Linked DNA regions of Homo sapiens: region 1 is linked to region 2. The links are chromatin loops, found by intact Hi-C in ENCODE. Cell type or tissue: PC-9. All regions are shown on one strand. Links, peaks and the distances in the headings refer to the core of each region. The heading gives the core; the rest is flanking DNA.

The links. Peaks named below come from ENCODE experiments on the same cell type or tissue, not always from the same donor. Only the 100,000 strongest peaks of a DNase experiment are listed, where the experiment ranks them.
Region 1: it touches region 2 in a loop (8-fold over the local background); 7 of 110 quality-filtered maps call a loop at or near these places.

The regions. Positions count from the first base shown.
Region 1 is chr7:73,846,855-73,855,181 of GRCh38, reverse strand. No RefSeq gene overlaps it. Among named protein-coding and RNA genes, the nearest start is that of METTL27, 8.5 kb to the right of the region's middle. RefSeq lists a silencer at 3,595-3,654. In PC-9, for the core only: a CTCF peak has its summit at 3,917; DNase peaks (open chromatin) are centred at 3,441, 4,211 and 5,611; H3K4me3 peaks cover 445 bases; H3K27ac peaks cover 4,498 bases.
Region 2 is chr7:73,791,218-73,799,544 of GRCh38, reverse strand. No RefSeq gene overlaps it. Among named protein-coding and RNA genes, the nearest start is that of CLDN3, 25 kb to the right of the region's middle. RefSeq lists an enhancer at 1-163. In PC-9, for the core only: no CTCF peak of the experiment used is centred there; DNase peaks (open chromatin) are centred at 5,174 and 6,724; H3K27ac peaks cover 3,664 bases.

The DNA.
Region 1 (8,327 bases), core at 173-8,172, 56 kb before region 2:
GATGGGGTTTCACTAAGTTGCCCAGGCTGATCTCAAACTCCTGAACTCAAGGGATCCTCTCACCTCAGCCTCCCAAAGTGCTGGAATTACAGGTGTGAGCCACCACTCCTGGCCTGCATTTTTTCTTTCTGAAGATGGTTTTACCCAAGCCAATTACATGCGAAAATAATGATCAAAAAGCAATGAAAGTATGAAGGACCGGATCCTGGTTAAAGAAATAGATTCAGAGATGACAAACTTGGGTTTGAACTGAGCTGCTACAAGAGCTCCTGCCCCAAATTTCATTATCTGTAAAACTGGAAAATACTTAGAACCAGGCAGGGAAAGTTGCGGGGAGAAACCAATGAAATAGAGCCTGTGAGGGGCAGCGTATGGGAGCTGATAAGTAATGAAGTCGGTATCTGTGAAGGAAAAGGAACTCAAGAATTTTTCAAAACAAAATAAGCTACAAATGGGACAAAATTGCTTTCAAATAAGTGCAAACTTGTAAAAAAGAAACCACTCAGGGTGCAAAAATTTTATTAATTCACAAACCAATGTGTGGAAATCATTATTGCAACCAGTTTTCAGGCAATTCACTTGGACATGATTTTCACCCGACATGGAAATTCACATGGGAATTCACATGGAATTCACCCGACATGATTTTGAAATTTGAATTTTAAAAAGCTCACTGCCAAATGTAAAGAAAAATCTTTGCTTCCTTAAAATTAATTCAAAAATTTTTGAATAAAAATGAATGGAAATACTTTAAAAATGTTTTAAAAGGGATATAAAGTCGTCAAACCATCCCATGGTTCAAAAACATTATTCATCCCAAAATAAAGTGCCGAGAAATGGACAAAAAAGCATAAATGCAGGCCGGACACAGTGGCTCACACCTGTAATCCCAGCATTTTGGGAGGCTGAAGGAGGATCGCTTAAGCCTAGGAGTTCAAAGCCAGCCCTACAGCATAACAAGACCCCTGTCTCTACCAAAAAAAAAAATACAAAAATTAGGCAGGAGTGGTAGTGAACACCTGTAGTCCCAGCTACTCAGGAGGCTGTGGTGGGAGGATTGCGTGAGCCCAGGAGGTGGAGGCTGCAGTGAGCTGTGTTTGCGACACTGTACTCCAACCTGAGTGACAGAGCAAGACTGTGTCTCAAAAATAAATACCTAAATAAATTTGAAAATAATCAACATATAACAAAAAGCAATGGAAATTATTCATAACATTCACCAATTCATTTATCAACCAATTTGTTCAGAACCAAACTTTTTAGACATTTGTTTTCTGCCAGCTCACCTAGACCTTTCTCTGCGACATTCTCCCAGCACCCCTGCCCCATCCTCATCCACTCCCTCTTTCTCTAGTTGCTCTTTTTATTTTTGTTTTTGTTTTGTTTTGTTTTGTTTTGTTTGAGACAGTCTCACTCTATCACCCAGGCTGCAGTGCAGTGGAACATTCTTGGCTCACTGCAACCTTTGCTCCCAGGTTCAAGCGATTCTCCCACCTCAGCCTCCCGAGTAGCTGGGACTACAGGCGCACACCACCAGTCCCGGCTACTTTTTGTATTTTTAGTAGAGATGGGATTTTTACCATGTTGGTCAGGCTGGTCTTGAACTCCTGACCTCAGGTGATCCACCTGCCTTGACCTCCCAAAATGCTGTGATTACAGGCATGAGCCACCCCGCCCAGACTCGCCTCAGCTTCTTGAGTAGACTACAGATGCATGTCACCAAGGCTGGCTAATTTAAAAAAAAATTTTTTTTTTGTAGAGGCAGGATCTTGCTATGTTGCGCAGGCTGGTCTTCAACTTCTGGCCTCAAGCAATCCCCCTTCTTCAGCCTCCCAAAGTGCTGGAATTACAGGTGTGAGCTACCACGCCCGGCATCTACCTGCTCTTTTGTCTCATGTCCTAAAGCAAATGTTTCCAGGACATTTCCTAGGGTTTCACAAAGTTAGAAATAAAATAAGAAAAAATAAAATGTTCCTCAAAGCCCCCTCACCTCTCTGTTTAAACCATACTGTGGGTCGGGCACAGGGGCTCACACCTACAATCCCAGCACTTTGGGAGGCCAAGGCAGGTGGATCACCTGAAGTCAGGAGTTCGAGACCAGCCTGGCCAACATGGCGAAACCCTGTCTCTACTAAAAATGCAAAAATTAGCCGGGTGTGGTGGTGCATGCCTGTAATCCCAGTTACTCAGGAGGCTGTGGCAGGAGAATCGCTTGAACCTGGGAGGCGGAGGTTGCAGTGAGCCAAGGTCACGCCACTGCACTCCAGCCTGGGTGACAGAACAAGACTGTGTCTCAGAAAAATAAATAAATAAATAAATAGTAAACCATATTGTTGAAAGAAGTCCTGCAGCCCCTCACGGCCACCACCAGCCACCGCCACTGCCCTGGCCCAAGTCACCAAGCAAAGCCAAAAGCTGTGAGAGCCTGGGGGAAATGTTTGCAACGCTGCAAACAGTATCCACAATCTGAAGTATCCAAGGAACTCTTACAAATCAGTAAGATAAAATTAAATGACCCACATGGAATTTTGGTTAGCCAGAAGGAGTGAGTTCAAGACATGTGTTGTACATCACACTAACTATAGTTGATAACAATCTCGTGTACACTTGAAAATTGCTGGCTAGGCACTGTTGTTCAAGCCTGTAATCTCGCTCAGCACTTTGGGAGGCCAAGGCAGGTGGATTGCTTGAGCTCAGGAGTTGGAGACCAGCCTGGGAAGCATATTGAGACCTTGTCTCTATTTAAAAAAAAAAACGCAAAAATTAGCCAGGCATGGTGGCACGCACCTGTGGTCCCAACTACTTGGAAGACTGAGGTAGGAGGATTTCTTAAGCCCAGAAGGCAGGGGTTACAGTGAGTGGAGATTGCACCACTGCACTCCAGCCTGAGCAACAGAACAAGATCCAGGCAGGAGGGAGGGAGGGAAGGAAAGAATGAAGGAGGGAAGGCGGGAAGGAGGGAAGCAGGGAAGGGAGGGAGGGAGGGAAGGAAGGAAGGGAAAAGAGAGACAGAAAGAGGGAAAGGAAAGGAAAGGAAGAAAGGAAGAAAGAAAGAGAAAGAAAGAAAGAAGGAAAGGACGGAGGGAGGAAGGAAGGGAGGGATAAAAGAGAGAAAGAAAGAGAGAGAGGAAGGGAAGGAGGAAGGGGGAAGGAAGGGAGGAAGGAAGGGAGGAAGGATGGAAGGAAGGGAGGAAGGTTGCCAAGAGAGTAGATTTTAAATGTTCTCACTGCAAACTAATGATATGAGTATGTGAGGTGATGCATAAGTTAAAGGGCTTGCTTAGTCATTCAACAATACATCCCTATATCAAAATGTCATGTCATACACCATTAATATATACGGTTGTTCCTTGTCAGTTAAAAATAGGGAAAGGGAAAAAAATCAAACGACCCAATGGAATACAACAGCAAAAGCCATTCACAGAAAAGGAAACTCCAGGAGCCAATAAACTGATGGAAAGAGGTTCAACCTCATTAGTCATTAGGGAGGAATGCACATTGAAACCACAGTGAGATATGATCTCACCCTCATTTGCAAAAACAAAAAAGTCTACAGCACACGTGCGTTGATGACTCTGTAGGCTAACCAGAGTCTCAGACACTGCCTGTACCCTGATTCAGTAGTGCCCTTCTGGTTTTTAGTCTCTGGGTGCCACCCATGGTAAGAATTGTATTAAACAGCCTGGACGCAGTGGCTCACATCTGTAATCCCAGCACTTTGGGAGGCCAAAGTGGGAAGATCGCTTGAGGCCAGGAGTTGGAGACCAGCCTGGACCACATAGGGAGACCCAGTCTCTATGAAATATTTTTAAAAATTAGCTGAGCATAATAGTGCATGCCTGTCAACTCAGCCACTCAGGAGGCTGAGGCAGGTGGATCACTTGAGCCCAGAAGGTTGAGACTGTAGTGAGCTAGGATTGTGCCACTGCACTCCAGCCTGGGCGACAGAGTGAGATCTTGTCTCTAAAAAGAAAAAAAAAGAAAAAAAAAGTATTGCACAAAGCTGTTCATTAAACACACATGTGAAACTGAAGCAAGAGCCTAACAAAACAATAATTACTCCTACTACATGCAGTATGCTCTTCTAATATCTGTTCATTCTATTTCACAACCAGCTGAATTGTTTTCACTACCCTCCAGTGGGTTAAAGCATTCCTTCCAGAAACATCCACTTGTGAACAAAGAGACATGTGCATGGCAATGTTATTTCCTATCCCCAGGAAAGGGGAGCTGTATCAGCTGGGTGTGTCAGCTTGAGGCTTGAGGGATGACTAAGCGGTGGTGAAAACGAACCCAGTCCGCAAGCATCAACACAGAAAGAGCTCATAAATGGCTGGGCATGGGGGCTCATGCTGGTCATCCCAGCACTTTGGGAGGCCAAGGCGGGCAGACCACTTGAAGTCAGGAGTTTAAGACCAGCTGGGTAACTTGGTGAAATCCCATCTCCACTAAAAAGACAAAAAATTAGCCGGGCCTGGTGGTGCATGCCTGTAGTCCCAGCTGCTCGGGAGGCTGAGGCAGGAGAATCGCTTGAACCCAGGAGGCGGAGGTTGTAGTGAGCCGAGATCGCGCCTCTTCACTCCAGCCTGGGCGACAGAGCAAGACTCCATCTCAAAAAAAAAAAAAAGCCACTGAAGCAGAGTTGAAGGAAGAGTGGGGCAACATGGCAAAACCCCACCTCTACGAAAAATACAAAAAAAAATTAGCTGGGTGTGGTGGTGCACGTCTGTAGTCCCAGCTGCTCGGGAGGCTGAGGTGAGGGGATTTTCCCGGCTGGAAAATAGTGCAAAGGCCCTGTGATAGCCTTGGCACAGTCCAGGAACAGCAGAGGCCAGAGTGGCGGATCAAGGAAAAGAGACGCTACAGATAAGGAGAGGAAAGAAGCTGGATTTTAGGTTTTAAGCAGGGGCGTAAACTCATCAGATGGATACTGTAAAAACGCCACTCTGGCTGGGCTCAGTTTGTTAACTATTGAAACGCTCATGAAGAAATACATGGGGAGTTATTACACTAGTCTCTTCTTTTGTGTGTGTTTGAGATTTTCTTCTTCTTTTTTTTCTTTTAGTTTTTTCAGACAGAGTCTTGCTGTGTTGCCCAGGCTGAAGTGCAATGGCGTGATCTTGGCTCACTGCAACCTCTGCCTCCCCGGTTCAAGTGATTCTCCTGCCTCAGCCTCCCAAGTAGGTGGGATTACAGGCATGCACCACCATCCCTGGATAATTTTTGTACTTTTAGTAGAGACAGGGTTTTGCCATGTTGGCCAGGCTGGTCTTGAACTCCTGATCTCAAGTGATCCACCCACCTTGGCCTCCCAAAGTACTGGGATTACAGGTGTGAGCCACCGCACCTGGCTGGTGTAGTTTGAGTCCACAGGATTTGCTGATGAACAGGGTGCGAGATGGGAGAAAAACAGCTTGAGCTGAGCCCCTGAGTGCAAGGTGGTTCAGGGGCATTTGCAGAGACGGGCCCTGAAGAGGAGCAGATTTGGGAGTGGAAAGAATCACTCTCGGGTCTGGGCTCGTTGCCAGACCTGTGGCCTCCAAGGAGATGTCAGTTTCATGGCTGGGTGAACAAGTCCAGAGTTCAGGGGAGAGCCAAGACTAGAAGTCATCAATTTGGGAGTCACCCACAAATAAACAGTATTTAAAACCACGGGACTAGATGAGATCACCTAGGAAGTGGGTGTACACAGAGAAGGAAGAAGACCCAGGACAGAGCCGGGGGCCTCTCCTAAGCTTAGAGGTAGGAGAAGAGCAAGGAGGAGGCGGTGAAGAAGATGAGGTAGGAAGAAAACTCCAAGGAAGGGAAGTTGCCATCTGGTCCTCAACAGCCCCCACACCCCATCAGCACCAAGGTCACCCCCTCCTCAGCAGCCCCTGACTCTTGACACTCCAGCTCTTGCCAAGTAACTGCAACAGCCTCGGAACTTGCGGTTCACCCAGCTGGCTCTCCCTGCCGCCTTCTGGAGCCATCTTGGTAAAATGCAAATCTGAAGCCACAACTCCCCATTACACATTCAGGGTTAGAAAGCACGTCCATAGACCAGGCGTGGTGGCTCATGCCTGTAATCCCAGCACTTTGGGAGGCCGAGGCAGGCAGATCACCTGAGGTCAAGAGTTTGAGACCAGCCTGGCCAGCGTGGCAAAACCCCATCCCTACTAAAAATACAAAAAAAATTAGCTGGGCGTGGTGGCACATGCCTGTAGTCCCAGCTACTTGGGAGGCTGAGGCAGGAGAATTGCTTGAACCCAGAAGGCAGAGGTTGCAGTGAGCCAAGATTGCACCACTACACTCCAGCCTGGGCAACAGAGTGAGACTCCATCAAGAAAGGAAGGAAGGAAGAAAGGAAGGAAGAAAGGGAGGGAGGGAGGGAAAGGAAAGGAAAGGAAAGGAAAGGAAAGGAAAGAAAGAAAGAAAGAAAGAAAGAAAGAAAGAAAGAAAGAAAGAAAGAAAGAAAGAAGGAAGGAAGGAAAGAAAAGAAAGAAAGAAAAAGAAAAGAAGGAAGGAAGGAAGGAAGGGAGGGAGTCCATAGCCTGGGGACCAAGCTCTCCATGGCCTGGGTCCTGCACACATCAAAATGGACACCTGTAACATTCCCCGCTCATCACACAGGTGCACATGAAGGAACACACGCCCTCACACCCCAGGAGCAGCACAGGAGCCCGCACTGTGGCAGGCCAGGTCTCCCCAACAACTGTTTCAGTACTGACTGAGTGGTTAATTTAAATATTAAAAGCCAGTGCCCTTATACAAAGGCTGGGATGTAACAAAAGCCCACCAAGAGTTTTGCCCAGGCCTTTCCTGGGCCTTAAATCACGACAAAATAATGAAGGAATTCTTAACAGGACCATTTAGAATTAAGCAAGTTTTATTTTGGGTCTGAAGAAACTCCCCAGGCCTCCACAAACAAATTTATTGGCGGTCTGAAGGAACTCCTCAAACCTCCATGATTTAGCAGGAGATAACAGGAATCACCCCAGCACCTGGACCCATTTAGATAAGTAAATTTACTGAGGTTCCAGAGGAAGAGCTTCGGGACTCAGACCTTAGTCATGGATTAAAAGAAATTAATCACTTATGTCTTCAGATGAATGCACACTTACACATAGACGTATAGCTTAGAAGGTGTATAAGCTCTGGAAAACTTTGTAACTTTGAGTTAGTCGGGTGATAATTTCCACGCCTTCTCCCTGTAAACGGTTACAGAAATAAAAACTCTCTTCCTCCCCAGTTTGTGTGCATCTCGTTATTGGGCCACAAGAAGTAGCAGCCCGACCCTCAGTTTGGTCTGGGAACAGTACCACAAGCCATTCTCCCCTCCCTCCTTCCTGGATGGAAAGCTCACACCCCACACCTGAGCCTCAAAGTGCCAGATCACAGTTTCCCAGCTTCTGTGGCTTCTGGAAATACCCTCCTCCCATAGAAAGAAAGAGAAAGGCCAGGTAGGTTCCTCACACATGTAATCCCAGCATTTTGAATGCCAAGGAGGGAGGATGGCTTGAGCCCAGGAATTGGAGACCAGCCTAGGCAACATAGCAAGACCCCATCTCTACAATTTTTTTTTTTTAATTAACCAGGCTTGGTGGCAAGCACCTGGAGTCCCAGCTACCCAGGAGGCTGAGGCAGAAGGATTGCTTGAGCCCAGGACGTAGAGGCTGCAGTGAGCTAGGATTGTATCACTGCACTCCAGCCTGAAAACAGAGCAAGACCCCTCTCAAAAAAATAAAATTAAAATTAAAAATATAAAGGACAAAAGGGAGAGAGGGAGGGAGGAAGGGAGGGAGGGAGGGAGGGAAGGAGAAACAAGGAAAAGCTCCTGCCATTCCTAGCCTACTTTGGGCTTTGTTTTGTTTGTATTTTTTTCTTTGAGATGGACTCGCTCTGTTGCTAGGCTGGAGTGCAATGGCGCAATCCTGGCTCACTGCAACTTCCGCCTCCCAGGTTCAAGCAATTCTCCTGCCTCAGTCTCCCGAGTAGCTGGGACTACAGGTGCCCGCCAGCATGCCCAGCTAATTTTTGTATTTTTAATAGAGACAGGTTTTCGCCATGTTGGCCAGGCTGGTCTCGAACTCCTGACTTCAAGCGATCCACCCACTTCGGCCTCCCAAAGTGCTAGGATTACAGGCATGAGCCACCACACCTGGCCTGCCTTGGGCTTTGAATGTAAGGATGCAAGGAATGTTCAAGTTGCTGCCACCATTTGTGACCAGAAGGAGCCAACAGTGCAAACACACAATGTGGCAAGTGAGAGGTTGGCACCAGGGCCCTTGTGAGATCAGTGGGCCCCTGGCCTGGCCCCTGTGCTGCTGACCACTGGCCTTCTTGCT
Region 2 (8,327 bases), core at 314-8,313:
TCCGAATACAGCATGGGCAAGTGGGAATTTATAGCCCAGGAGCAGAGTGGGAGTAGGTGGATGGAAAATTACTAAGAGAAAACATCAGGCATGAAGGGAATTCTAGCTAAACCAACCTAGCAGGATTGCTGCTGAAGACAGGCCAGGGTAATCAGACATCACGTGAGGTATCATGGAGGGTGAGGAATTGATCAGATACTAAGGATGATCAGATATTGAGGATGGAGCGTTCTTGCTGAACTGACCCAGCAGGGCTCTTGCCAAAACTGAGTTTTACAAGAAAGTACGTGGATGGGCTTAGGAGAAGACTCAGAAACCTGACTGAAGTTTGGACAAGCAAAGAATCTTTTGTCGTTAAACATCTAAATGTGAAGAAAATAACTGTAAAACACTTAGAAGAAACTATAGGAGAATACCTCCATTTCTTGGATTTAGAGAAATATTTCTTAAGTAAGACACAAAAGATACATGAAAAAGAAAAAATTGATGGAGATAGACATATTAAAAACTTGCATGACGCTGGGCGCGGTGGCTCACTCCTGTAATCCCAGCATTTTGGGAGGCCGAGGTGGGCAGATCACGGGGTCAGGAGTTTGAGACCAGCCTGGCCAACACGGTGAAACCCCGTCTCTACTAAAAATACAAAAAATTAGCTGGGTGTGGTGGTGCGCGCCTATAGTCCCAGCTACTCGGGAGGCTGAGGCAGGAGAGTTGCTTGAACCTGGCAGGTGGAGGTTGCAGTGAGCCAAGATCGTGCCACTGCACTCCAGCCTGGGTGACCGAGTGAGACTCCATTAAAAAAAAAAAAAAACTTGCATGACAATACATATAATTTTTAAAGTTTTAAAATAAGCTAAATGCAACCCATATAGCCAACAAATGTCTAGTAATCAGAGTATATAAAGAACTCAGCTGGGCATGGTGGCTCACACCTGTAATCCTAGCGCTTTGGGAGGCCAAGGAAGGTGGATCACCTGAGTTCGGGAGTTCGAGACCAGCCTGGTCAACATGGTGAACCCCATCTCTATTTAAAAAATACAGAAATTAGCTGGGCATGGTCGTGGATGCCTGTGAGGCTGAGGCAGGAGAATCACTTGAACCCGGGAGGTGGAGGTTGCAGTAAGCCTGGATAGTGCCATTGCACTCCAGCCTAGCAACAAGAGCAAAACTCCATCTCAAAAAAAAAAAAAAAAATTGCAAGACCATACATATAATTTTTAAAGTTTTCAAATAAGCTAAAATGCCAACAAATGTATAGTAATCAGAATATATAAAAAACTCAGCCAGGCACGGTGGCTCACACCTGTAATCCCAGCACTTTGGGTTTTGGGATTTTTTTTTGGTTATAGAAATGTTCTAGGTCTTGATTTGAGTGCTGGTTACATGCGTATTCACAAATGTAAAAATTTTATCAAGCTGCTCCCTCTCCCTCTCCCTCTCCCTCTCCCCACGGTCTCCCTCTCCCTCTCTTTCCACGGTCTCCCTCTGATGCCGAGCCGAAGCTGGACGGTACTGCTGCCATCTCGGCTCACTGCAACCTCCCTGCCTGATTCTCCTGCCTCAGCTTGCCGAGTGCCTGCGATTGCAGGCGCGCGCCGCCACGCCTGACTGGTTTTCGTATTTTTTTGGTGGAGACGGGGATTCGCTGTGTTGGCCGGGCTGGTCTCCAGCTCCTAACCGCGAGTGATCCGCCAGCCTCGGCCTCCCGAGGTGCCGGGATTGCAGACGGAGTCTCGTTCACTCAGTGCTCAATGGTGCCCAGGCTGGAGTGCAGTGGCGTGATCTCGGCTCGCTACAACCTCCACCTCCCAGCAGCCTGCCTTGGCCTCCCAAAGTGCCGAGATTGCAGCCTCTGCCCGGCCGCCACCCCGTCTGGGAAGTGAGGAGCATCTCCGCCTGGCCGCCCATCGTCTGGGATGTGAGGAGCCCCTCTGCCTGGCTGCCCAGTCTGGAAAGTGAGGAGCGTCTCTGCCCGGCCGCCATCCCATCTAGGAAGTGAGGAGCGCCTCTTCCCGGCCGCCATCACATCTGGGAAGTGAGGAGCGTCTCTGCCCGGCCGCCTATCGTCTGAGATGTGGGGAGCACCTCTGCCCCGCCGCCCCGTCCGGGATGTGAGGAGCGTCTCTGCCCGGACGCCCCGTCTGAAAAGTGAGGAGACCCTCTGCCTGGCAACCGCCCCGTCTGAGAAGTGAGGAGCCCCTCCGCCCGGCAGCCGCCCCGTCTGAGAAGTGAGGAGCCCCTCCGCCCAGCAGCCACCCCATCTGGGAAGTGAGGAGCGTCTCTGCCCGGCAGCCACCTCGTCCGGGAGGGAGGTGGGGGGGGTCAGCCCCCCGCCCGGCCAGCCGCCCCGTCCGGCAGGTGAGGGGCGCCTCTGCCCGGCCGCGCCTACTGGGAAGTGAGGAGCCCCTCTGCCCGGCCACCACCCCGTCTGGGAGGTGTACCCAACAGCTCATTGAGAACGGGCCATGATGACAATGGCGGTTTTGTAGAATAGAAAGGGGGGAAAGGTGGGGAAAAGATTGAGAAATCGGATGGTTGCTGTGTCCGTGTAGAAAGAGGTAGACATGGGAGACTTTTCATTTTGTTATGTACTAAGAAAAATTCTTCTGCCTTGGGATCTTGTTGATCTGTGACCTTACCCCCAACCCTGTGCTCTCTGAAACATGTGCTGTATCCACTCAGAGTTGAATGGATTAAGGGCGGTGCAAGATGTGCTTTGTTAAACAGATGCTTGAAGGCAGCATGCTCGTTAAGAGTCATCACCACTCCCTAATCTCAAGTACCCAGGGACACAAACACTGCGGAAGGCCGCAGGGTCCTCTGCCTAGGAAAACCAGAGACCTTTGTTCACTTGTTTATCTGCTGACCTTCCCTCCACTATTGTCCTGTGACCCTGCCAAATCCCCCTCTGCGAGAAACACCCAAGAATAATCAATAAAAATAATAATAATAATAATAATAAAATTAAATTAAATAAAAAAAAATTTTATCAAGCTGTACCTTTAAGATTTGTGTATTTTACGGGCATGGTGGCGCATGCCTGTAGTCCCAGCTACCTGGGAGGCTGAGGCAGGAGAATCATTTGAACCTGGGAGGTGAAGGTTGCAGTGAGCTGTGATTGCACCACTGCAGTCCAGCCTAGGTGACAGAATGAGACTCCGTCTCGGAAAAAATAAAATAAAATAAAATAAAATAAAATAAAATAAAATAAAATAAAATTGTACATTTTAAGGACTTTATCAAATATATTTTATGTCTCAAAAAGGAAACTTCATGGCAAAAAAAAAAAAATCATAGAACTAAATGGCCAAAGATAAGCTATCATCTGGGAGAAAATATGTGTAACCGTTATAATCAACAAATGATTAGTACTCAGAATATACAAAGAAATTCTACAAATTGCTCAACATCACTCATCATCAGAGAAATGCAAATCAAAACCAAAGTAAGATACTGTCTCAAACCAGTCAGGGAGCTATTACTAAAAAGTCAAAAAATAACAGATTTTGGCAAGGTTGGGGAGAAAAGGGAACACTCATACAGTGTTGGTGGGAGTGTAAATTAGTCCAGCTACTGTGAAAAGCAATGTGGACATTTCTCAAAGAACTGAAAATACAGCTACCATTCTACCCAGCAAGCCCATTACTGGGTATATACCCAAAGGTATATAAATTGTTTTACCAAAGAGACACATGTGGCCGGGCACTGTGGCTCACACCTGTAATCCCAACAGTTTGGGAGGCCGAGGTGGGCAGATCACTTGAGGTCAGGAGTTCGAGACCAGCCTGGCCAACACGGTGAAACCCCATCTCTACTAAAAATACAAAAAATCAGCTGGGCATGGTAACATGCGCCTGTAATCCCAGCTACTTGGGAAGCTGAGGCAGGAGAATCACTTGAACCTGAAAGGCAGAGGCTGCAGTGAGCCGAGATCTCGCCATTATACTCCAGCCTGGGCAACAGAGCAAGAACACATCTCAAAAAAGCAAAAGAAGACACATGCATTTGCATGTTTATTACAGCACTAGTCACAGTAGCAAAGACATGGAATCAATCTAGGTGCCCATCAATGGTGGACTGGATAAAGAAAATGTGGTTCATATACACCAAGGAATACTACACAGCCATGAAAAAGAATGAAACCATGTCCTTTGCAGCAACATGGATGCAGCTGGAGGCCATTATCCTAAGTGAATTAACACAGAAACAGAAAAACAAATATTAGGTAAGGGGTACAACAGGCACTTCAGCAGAAAGTTAAGACTGTTAATCTGAGAATACCAGATTCTCAGAATACCACATGTTCTCACTTACAAGAGGGAGTTAAACATTGGGTACATGTGGACATAAACACAAGGATGACAGACAGTAGGGACTACTGGGGTTGGGGTTGGAGAGACAGAGCAAGGGTTGAAAAATCACTACTTTCACTGTTTGAATTGTGGGTTCAAAGCCCAAACCTCAGCATCACACAATATATCCATGTAACAAACCTGCATATGTACTCCCTGAATCTAAAATAAAAAAAAAAAAAAGAAATTATGCAAATCAATGAGAAAAGGACAAACAACTCAATAGGAAACCACCCGGGAGCAGTGGCTCATGCCTGTAATCTCAGCACTTTGGGAAGGGTGGGAAGATCCCCTGAGGCCAGGAGTTCAAGACCAGCCTGGCCAACATGGCAAAACCCCATCTCTACTAAAAATACAAAAAATTAGCTGGACATGGTGACATGCGCCTGTAATCCCAGCTACTTGGGAGGCTGAGGCAAGAGAATCGCTTGAACCCAGGAGGTGGAGGTTGCAGTGAGCCAAGATCCTGCCATTGCACTCCAGCCTGGGTGACAGGGTGAGATTCCATCTCATAAACAAATAAATAGCCCACAGAAGAAAACATTGAAATGAATAAACATAGAAACAATACTCAATAACACTAGTAATCAGAGAAATGTAAGTTAAAATGAGATGCCACTGGACACCCACAGAATGATACGCAAAAAAACAACCTCTCTGACACGCCGAGGGAGTGTCAATGGATACAGCCATTTTAGAGAATCATTTGGCAATATTGGGAAGGTGGGAGGTGTGTTTACCTGATGACCCAGCAATTTTACTTCTAGGAGAACACATGTGCACCTGGAGGTATTTGCAAGGACGTGCATCACACCTTATTTGTCACAGCAAAACCACTGGAAACTATCTAGATGCTTATCAAGAGGCGAATCAGCCGGGCACGATGGCTCATGCCTATAATCCCAGCACTTTGGGAAACCGAAGTGGGTGGATCACTTGAGGTCAGGAATTCAAGACCAGCCTGGCCAACATGGTGAAACCCTGTCTCTATTAAAAAAAAAAAAAAGATAACACAAAAATTAGCCTGGCAAGGTGGTGCATGCCTGTAGACCCAGGTATTCAGAAGGCTGAGGCAGGAGAATCGCTTGAACTCGGGAAGCAGAGGTTGCAATGAGCCGAGATCACATCACTGCACTCCAGCCTGGGCGACAGAGCAAGACTCCATCTCACAACAACAAAAAAAAGAACTGACACTGTTTTGCTGCCAGTGGGCTCTGGCATCAGCCACAGTGAGAGGAAGCCCTGCGTGGCCTCCCCCGCTGCTACCATGGCCACTGTGGTCACAGCCCATAGAGCAGGCACTGGGCTGGCTGGGGAAGAAGGCAGCTGCTTGACACCCACAGGTCTGTTCAAGGAGTTTCTCTTTTCCATTGGAGCTCAGGGCGCACCCAGGCAAGGGAGCGTGGCCTTTGTCAGTGATAAGGCCGGAGCCAGAAACAGTTGAGTAACCTCTGATAGGGCCCTATCTTAAATCAACTTCTCTCTCCTTGGGCCTTGAAAGCTGCTTTGTTTAACTTTGTGCTGTTAGGATGAAGCATATGATAAGGCCTACACGTTTAAATAAACTTATAAGTCAACAGTGTCTATTACCCTGGGAAGGAGACTTAAGAGATTGATGAGAACATATGACCCCACAGAGCCTGGGGATGGAGGTCTTTTAGCCCCCTCTCACCTGCAGTACCCCTGTCCCTACCCCCACTCCAATCCAAACTGAGGTTCCCTTGGATTTCTTTCTTTTTTTGAAAAAAAAAAATGTTTTTGTAGAGTTGGGGTCTTGCTATGTTGCCCATGCTGGTCTCAAATTCCTGGTCTCAAACGATCCTCCTGCCTTGGCCTCCCAAAGTGCTGGGATTACAGGTGTGAGCCACCGTACCCAGCCAGGATTCCTTTCTTTTCCTTTTCTCATCTTCTTTTCTAGTAAGGGACCCAGAGCCAAAACACCAAACTGCAAAGGCCCAGCAAATGATCTCAAACCCAGATGGTTACAGGAACTGAACGGGTAACTGAAATGTGTACAATAAGCCAGGTAAAAGGCAATGGGTGTGACACTGTGACATGGTAAACAACATAGATTTGGTCTCTGCCCCCAGTTCTTGAGCCAGAGCTCCTAATACCCTCATTGATAGGGGTGCTGGGAGAATCTTTAGTTCTAATATTTGGTCTCTGCCCCCGCGGTTCCTGACACAGAAGTTCCTAAATCCCTGGGAATTTTCTGGGTGGTAGGATCATCTTTTGTTCTGATGAGGTGACTCTTGGTGGATTCCTGGATAGCCTCGGGATGGGGGCTGGTTGCCAAGGGAACCAACGCTGTGATTGGAGAGTTGGACCACTCAGCCCCACCCCTCAGCCTCTGGGGAGAGGAGAGGCTGAAGGCTGAGCTGATTGCCATTGGCCAGTGATGCAATCAATCATGCCTATGTAATGAAGCCTCCTAGCCCCCACCCCATTCCCACAAAGGACAGGGTTCTGGGAGTTTCTCGGTTGCAAAACCTGTGGAACTGCTTGGAGGATGGCATACCAGAAAGAGCAGGGAACCTCCTCACCCTGCCCACACTTCGCCATATGCACCTCTTCCATCTGGCTGTTCATCTTTCATCTCTATCCTTTGTAATACTCTTTTTTTTTTTGAAATGGAGTCTCACTCTGTTGCTCTGGCTGGAAAGCAGTGGGAGTGGCACGATCGTGGCTCACTGCAGCCTAAATCGCCTGGGCTCAAGCAATCCTCTTACCTCAGCCTCTCTGGTAGCTGAGACTACAGGTGTGTGCCACCATGCACTGGAATGGTGTGTTTTCTATTTGTAGAAAACAAATATTTTTTAATTTGTAGAGAGGAGGTCTGGCTATGTTGTCCAGGCTGGTCTCAAACTCCTTGGCTCAAGCGATCTTCCCAACTCAGCCTTCCAAAGTGCTGGGATTACAGGCACGAGCCACTGTGCCCGGTCTGTAATATCTCTTTTATAATAAATGGGTAAATGTAAGTAAAGTGTTTCCTTGAGTTCTGTGAGTCACTCTAACAAATTACTTGAAACCAAGGAGGGGGTCATGGGAACCCCAGATTTATGGGGGTCAGAAATACAGGTCACAACCTGGGATGTGCAAGTGTCACAGAAGTGGGCGTGGTCTTGTTACAGGAAAGGGGCCCCAGTCCAGAACCCAAGAGAGGGTTCTCGGATCTCACACAAGAAAGAATTCAGGGCAAGTCCGCAATGCAAAGTGAAAGCAAGTTGATTAAGAAAGTAAAGGAATAGGCCGGGCGCGGTGGCTCACGCGTGGAATCCCAGCACTTTGGGAGGCCGAGGCGGGCGAATCAGGAGGTCAGGGAATCCAGACCATCCTGGCTAACACAGTGAAACCCCCTCTCTACTAAAAATGCAAAAAATTAGCTGGGTGTGATGGCGGCCGCCTGTGGTCCCAGCTACTCGGGAGGCTGAGGCAGGAGAATGGCGTGAACCCTGGAGGAGGAGCTTGCAGTGAGCCGAGATTGCGCCACTGCACTCTAGCCTGGGCGACTGAGCAAGACTCTGCCTCAAAAAAAAAAAAAAAAGGAAAAAGAAAGTAAAGGAATAAAAGAATGGCTACTCCATAGACAGAGCAGCCCCAAGGGCTGCTGGTTGCCCATTTTTGTGGTTATTTTTTGATGATATGCTAAACAAGGGGTGGAATATTCATGCCTACCCCTTTTAGACCATATAGGGTAACTTCCTGACATTGCCATGGCATTTGTAAACTGTCATGGCGCTGATGGGAGCGTAGCAGTAAAGACGACCAGAGGTCACTCTCGTCACCATCTTGGTTTTGGCGAGTTTTAGCCAGCTCCTTCACTGCAACCTGTTTTATCAGCAAGATCTTTATGACCTGTATCTTGTGCTAACCTCCCATCTCATCTTGTGACATAGAATTCCTCTCTGGGAATGCTGCATGGTAGGTCTCAGCCTCATTTTACCCTGCTCCTGTTAAAGATGGAGCTCTGGTTCA